Regions from separate parts of the Mus musculus genome. Here region 1 is linked to region 2. Evidence: chromatin loops called from intact Hi-C (ENCODE). Cell type or tissue: heart. All regions are shown on one strand. Each heading gives the region's core, and the rest is flanking DNA. Links, peaks and the distances in the headings are about the cores only. Region 1 holds the start of Dnttip2 (deoxynucleotidyltransferase, terminal, interacting protein 2). Region 2 holds the start of Mettl14 (methyltransferase like 14).

Region 1 (2,909 bases), core at 155-2,654, 1.1 Mb before region 2:
CTAAACTGAAAAGTAACAGCCCGCACTTGTCATAGGGTTTTTCACTAAGCCCAGCCTGTCAAGAGCTTGAAGATTCTTGTCTTCAAGTTCCACAAATGCGCAGGAACTCGTTTTCTTGTTCTTCACTTTCTTGTTCTCTCACTCCTAAAGATAGGCTGTTTCCTCAGGGCACACAATGGCTGTGTGGAAACCAGAGACCACAGTTCTCCAGGAAAACAAAAACAAAAAAAAACCCTATTTTACTAAGTAAGCATGAGGCTAGTGTTTTAAGACAACATCTAACAATCAAAAGTTGGTTACTACGTATACCTGGCTCCAAGGAGAGCAATTTAATGTAGAAGTAATGTATCCATGGAAAGATAGGTTTTTAGGAAAAATTTTGTGTTAAAAAGTGAAGGAAAACGAACCCCCCCTTTTTTTTTTCTTGCTTCCAACACTAATTCCTTTACCCCCTCCTCGATTCCTTTGTAGCCTTTCAACATATTCTAGTTCTCCATCTTTCATCCAACAAAACAAAAACTAAAACACCTCAGCCAGGTGCTGTGGCCCATGGATCCCAACACTTGGGAGGCAGATGGATATCTGTGAGTTCAGGATCAGGCTGGTCTAAATAGTGAGTTCTAGGGCAGCCAGGGCCATGTAGAGAGATCTTGTCTCAAAACAAAAATCCTAAAACTCTTTTGATTCTGGCTAGTCTCTTACTTCCATTGTAAAAAAACAAAAAACTTTAATCCCCGTCCTTCACAACGTCTTTCACCTTTTTTATTTAAAAAAAAAAAAAAAAAAAAAAAAAAAAAAAAAAAAGGCGTACTTCAAATCCCGAGACATTTTAGTTAAATCCCACAGCTTTCTAATTATTCTCCGAAAACTTGGGTGCATTTAACATACATCCTTGTATCCCAATCAAATATCGGAATCTCATTTATTAAGTTATTAAAATACTGTTTTCTAAAAGGACTAAATAAAGTCTCCTTTGGCTTCCGTAAAGACTTACGCCAAAGATCTCACAATTACTGCACGGGGGTGGGGGGTGAGGGGGATGGAAAGCAGAGTAAATGATGCGACTTCCCATTTTGTGTTAAACGGCGAGGAGGTCCTCCTCGCTGAGGACCGCACAGCGGACGAGCTGGGAACTGGAGGCGGAGCTGCTTTTGCCCCCCCCCCCCCCCAACACACACACCCCACCCCCCCACCCCCCGCTGACCCGCACTAGTCCGATGGCGGAGACCGCTGGCCAGAACTGCAGTGGAGCCGGGGAAGGAACGATTCTCCCGAGCCGCGGTTTCCGCAGGGAAACCTAAGCGAGTTCCTGTTTCGACGCACTTCCGAAGCGTCGGAACAGAGGAAGCCGCGCTGGCTGCCGGGAATCCGGAGTCGGAAAGATGGTGGTCACCAGGTCCGGGCTCTCCCGGACCAGGCTCCAAGAAAGCTCCCAGCAGAAGGTGAGCTGGGTCTCAGGTTCTCCGGGTCTCCTCGCCGCTGAGCAGAGCGGCTCGGCAGGGCGGAGGAGAGCGACGAGGAACCGAGCGGGTCGCGCGTGGTACTGCGCCGGACTGGCTCGGACCTGGGGGTCTTTCAGGGCTCTTACGGGAGTTTCGGTAGCGTGCCCTGCGCAGGCGAGGCCTTTTAAGTTTACTGTTAGGACAGTACCGGGGAAAGTTAATGCCCGCCACCTCGACCAAGCCTGGTTTGGGGGATAGGAGGAGCACCGTTTTCACGTGGAGAGACTGGCATGGCCGAGCACTAACCCCTCCGGCAACTGAAGGGCGGCGGTGGCGTCACTCAGAGCCTCTGGTTGTCTTCTGGTGCTATGCTCTTTAGATTGTGTGGTAAGGGCTATAGAGCAGCCCTTTCCTGTTGTAGAAATCCAGGCAAGTATCGGATTACCTTACACACTCCTAAACACGTGCTCAATTAGTATTCAACTCCCCCCCCTCCCTGCGCTTCTATAAATGATTTAAAATTTACCTCCTCTTTCTTTAAGTAGAGAAAGTTTTTTTAGTTCTGCTTTCTGAAGCCTAGGATGAGGCAAGTAAAAGAAATATCTTATCGTGAGTTTGTCTTCGTTTTGTACCTTCTTGAGTTTTGTTCCTTAGGCCATGCCACCTTTACCCTTGTCCCTGCCCTATCTACACTATATTGTGTTTGTTTTGGTTTTCAGAGGTCTGCTCCTCGGAGAATTGGGACACATCTAGAAAGCACAAAGGAATCGGGATCCGATGGCAGCACAGCTGAATCGCAGCCTGCTGAGAAACAGCACTCACGCAGCAGCAGCAGAACCACAGGCCCAGCGGAGATCATTGTGCTTATTTCTGATGACGAGGCTTCTGAAACGGAGTCCCACACTTCTGGGGTTACTTCTGTGTTAGAGGACCAAGAGCCCATTGTAAGAGTAACTAGGAAACGGCAGATCGTAATTGCTTCCACCTCAAAGTCCACTGTTAGGAAAAGGCAGAAAGTAGCCCCTCAGCATGCATCTGCTGATGAAGTTGTTGTTTCTGAAGCAGAGTCTCATGTTTCAGGGGTTTCTATGGTTGTACCTTCCACAGAGAGAAGCAGCAGAAATAAGGCTAATTCTCAAAGAGATTCAAGCCAAGAATCACAGTCGGGAACTGTATCTGATGCTGAGTTGTCCTGCTCAGGCATTTCATCGTTAGAGATCTTGCCGAGAACAACAGCCAGGAATGTGAAGAAGAAATTACAGTTCCCAGCTGAGAAAAACGATACTAAGATTACACCAGGAAATAAAAAGCAAATTGTGGGTATGTCTGTGTGTTCAGAGGACTCAGATGCTACTCAGTTATCAGCAAGACCACTTTCTCAGAGAAATATGCCAAATGTTTCTGATAGTGAAACTTACAACAGTGACTTTGATGATTCCAGCCCCAGAAATTCAGGGAAAAAACTGA
Region 2 (2,909 bases), core at 198-2,697:
TCATCTCAGAATACGAGTCATTCCTTCAGAAAGTTCTTTGAGGAACCCAAGATTTAGCAATGAGAAATGACAGCGCTCTACCTTAACCACTGAGCCACCTCTCTCTCTAGCCCACCTTCACATTCTCGAGACTGGTGTCGAAGGAAGTTTGTATTATTTTCTTGAGATCCTGGCGAGAAAGACTCATTGGAAATCTAAAATTTACTCACTCAAGCTTTGAGCATTTCCCTCCATTACTTATATTGATTTGTATGGTGTAATGAAAACAGCCTGAGATTTTTAAGTAAAACAACTTGTAGTATGTATTCCCTGCATGAATGGTCTACTAAACGGCAAGCACTCACATCTTCATTCACTAGCTTCAATGAAAGCGAAAGGTTTGAAAAGTAATCTCTAGAGAGAGGAATCTTAGAGAATTCTCTGGTGAGGGCTGGCTAGGGAAAAACGTTAAAATTTGGAAACCTAGTCCTAATGTACTAGTGAACGTAACACCTCCTGTCTCTAATAAATTACCAAGTAAGGATTCAAACGTTTGGTTGAAGGTAGACTGTGTTCTAAGTGCAGAATCTAAAATTTGCTCTAACTTAGGTGGCTTCCAATGAGTCTTTCGACAGGATCTCAAGAAAATAATCAAACTTCCTTCAAAACCAATATCAAGAAAAGATTAAGAACATGCACTGCTCTTCCAAAGGACCTGAGTTCAAGTCCCAAGCACCCACACCAGGAGGCTCACAACTACCTGTAGTTCCAGCTCCAGAAAGATCCAACACCTCTGGCGCTGTGCTCACGTGCACATATATATATACACACAGAGAGACAAACCCCACATAATTTAAAATAAAAACTAATCTTAAAAAAAATAAAGAATCTGAAGCTGACGCGGGAGAAAGGCAAGACATGAAACACTGCTTCAACAGTGACGGTGAAATGTAAGGGCTAAAACTGCCACTTGCTCTTGTAGCAACTACTAGCACTGCACTCATCGACAATTCCCAAGTCTACCCCCACCACTCAAGTCCGTGCCCGCCACGGTGGGGACAGAAAGCCCAAGCCTGGCAGCGGTTGGTTTTCTACGTAATGACTCTGACAGGCACTCGAGTAGACTAGGGAATAAAAGTCCCGGGACAAAGACCTTGACAGATGCTGATGTGAGAGTTCACCAAAAAAAAAAAAAAAAAAAAAAAAAAAAAATTTTTTTTAAAAGAGGCGGCCGCGCACGCGCACTAATGCTCCCTCCCACCCGCCGCACACCTGCTGAGCTAGGAGCTGCCGCCGTAACTTCTGCCGCTCCCGGATCTCCTGCAGGCGGCTATCCATGCCCCAGCTTCGGCTGCTCACCACCCCGACAGACTCCGCGCCCGCCAAAATGCAAATCCACCTGCCAAACCAGGAAACACCGGGTCCCGCCCCGCAGAGATTCTGACCCGGAGACTTTCACGTCCCTCAGGAGGAAGTTTCCGGCGCGCCTGAAACAGGCTATGCCTGAACAGGAAGTCCCGCCTCCAGGACGCCGAAGATATGATGTCACACGACGAGACCCAATGGGGATGTAGTGGTGGTTGAGGGCGAGGAGCCGCTTTTGGCTATCTTCTTAGTGCTTAAAGTCTTTCCTGAAGGGTTAGGCTCGGTTTTTTTGTTTTTTGTTTTTCCTGCTCATAAAAGAAGTTTTTCTTTTTCCCGTTAACCAATTGTCCGCCTGCCAGTCCTGGCTTTTTAATATTTGAGGGATGCTTGTGGGTTTCTTTCACTGCAATACTGACCGGCTTGTGAAGGACTGGATCGCCGCTCAGTAACCTTGGCAAGTTAGCGAGCTTTTGTAAAAGAACAGAGAAAGAGGGTCTTGGGGGGCTGAGGCAGGAGGACCCAGGAGTTTGGAGCCTAGGCTATGTAATGAAACCCTGTCATTCACTCATTTATTTATATAAATAAATAAATAAATAAATAAGAACAGAGAAAGAGGGTCTTGGGGGGCTGAGGCAGGAGGACCCAGGAGTTTGGAGCCTAGGCTATGTAATGAAACCCTGTCATTCACTCATTTATATAAATAAATAAACAAACAAATAAATAAATAAATGCAAGCAAACATAGCGGTAGTTACGTAGTGAAACCCTGTCATTCATAAACACACAAACAGAGCGGGCAGCGCTGAAACCCTGTCATTCATTCATTTATATAAATAAATAAATAAATAAATAAATAAATAAATAAATAAATGCAAGCAAACATAGCGGTAGTTACGTAGTAAATAAATAAATAAATAAATAAATGCAAGCAAACATAGCGGTAGTTACGTAGTAAATAAATAAATAAATAAATAAATAAATAAATAAATAAATGCAAGCAAACATAGCGGTAGTTACGTAGTGAAACCCTGTCATTCATAAACACACAAACAGAGCGGGCAGCGCTAGGCTATGTAATGAAACCCTGTCATTCATTCATTCATTCATATAAATAAATAAATAAATAAATAAATAAATAAATAAATGCAAGCAAACAGCGGTAGTTACGTAGTGAAACCCTGTCATTCATAACAACACACAAACAGAGCGGGCAGCGGTAGCGAATGCCTTTAATTCCAGCACCCGAGAGACAGAGGCCGGCAGTTCTCTGAGTTCGAGGCCAGCCTGGTCTACAGAGCAAATTTCAGGGCAGCCAGACCTACACAGAGAAACCCCATCTCAAAAACAACAATCAAGCAAAAATTCCTTGCATAATAGTAGAATTATATGACAAAAACGTTAATTTTCAAAAAGTCTTCTGTAAATTATTTTGACTATATAGTGTTAAGGTATATCTCTTTCAGACTTAGCTATATTATTTGATAATTATGACTGCCGGGACTAGATGTTTATTCACTGAGCATTTCTTATAGCAAGTACTGTGCTGAGCTCTGGAGTCTATGAAGG

Evidence for each region. Hi-C counts contacts between places; a loop is a spot of excess contacts. Peaks named below come from ENCODE experiments on the same cell type or tissue, not always from the same donor. Only the 100,000 strongest peaks of a DNase experiment are listed, where the experiment ranks them.
Region 1: a loop joins it to region 2, with 5 times the contacts of the local background. A loop is called at or near these places in 2 of 42 quality-filtered maps.

The regions. Positions count from the first base shown.
Region 1 is chr3:122,273,037-122,275,945 of GRCm38, forward strand. Dnttip2 (deoxynucleotidyltransferase, terminal, interacting protein 2) reads left to right here and starts at 1,378. Exons shown (of 7, transcript NM_153806.1): 1 at 1,378-1,442; 2 at 2,162-2,909. The coding sequence starts at 1,383. In heart, for the core only: CTCF peaks have their summits at 1,104 and 1,306; a DNase peak (open chromatin) is centred at 1,295; H3K4me3 peaks cover 2,154 bases; H3K27ac peaks cover 1,207 bases.
Region 2 is chr3:123,384,511-123,387,419 of GRCm38, forward strand. It overlaps Mettl14 (methyltransferase like 14), which reads right to left and starts at 1,480. Exons shown (of 11, transcript NM_201638.2): 1 at 1,252-1,480. The coding sequence starts at 1,317. In heart, for the core only: no CTCF peak of the experiment used is centred there; a DNase peak (open chromatin) is centred at 1,481; H3K4me3 peaks cover 1,956 bases; H3K27ac peaks cover 1,303 bases.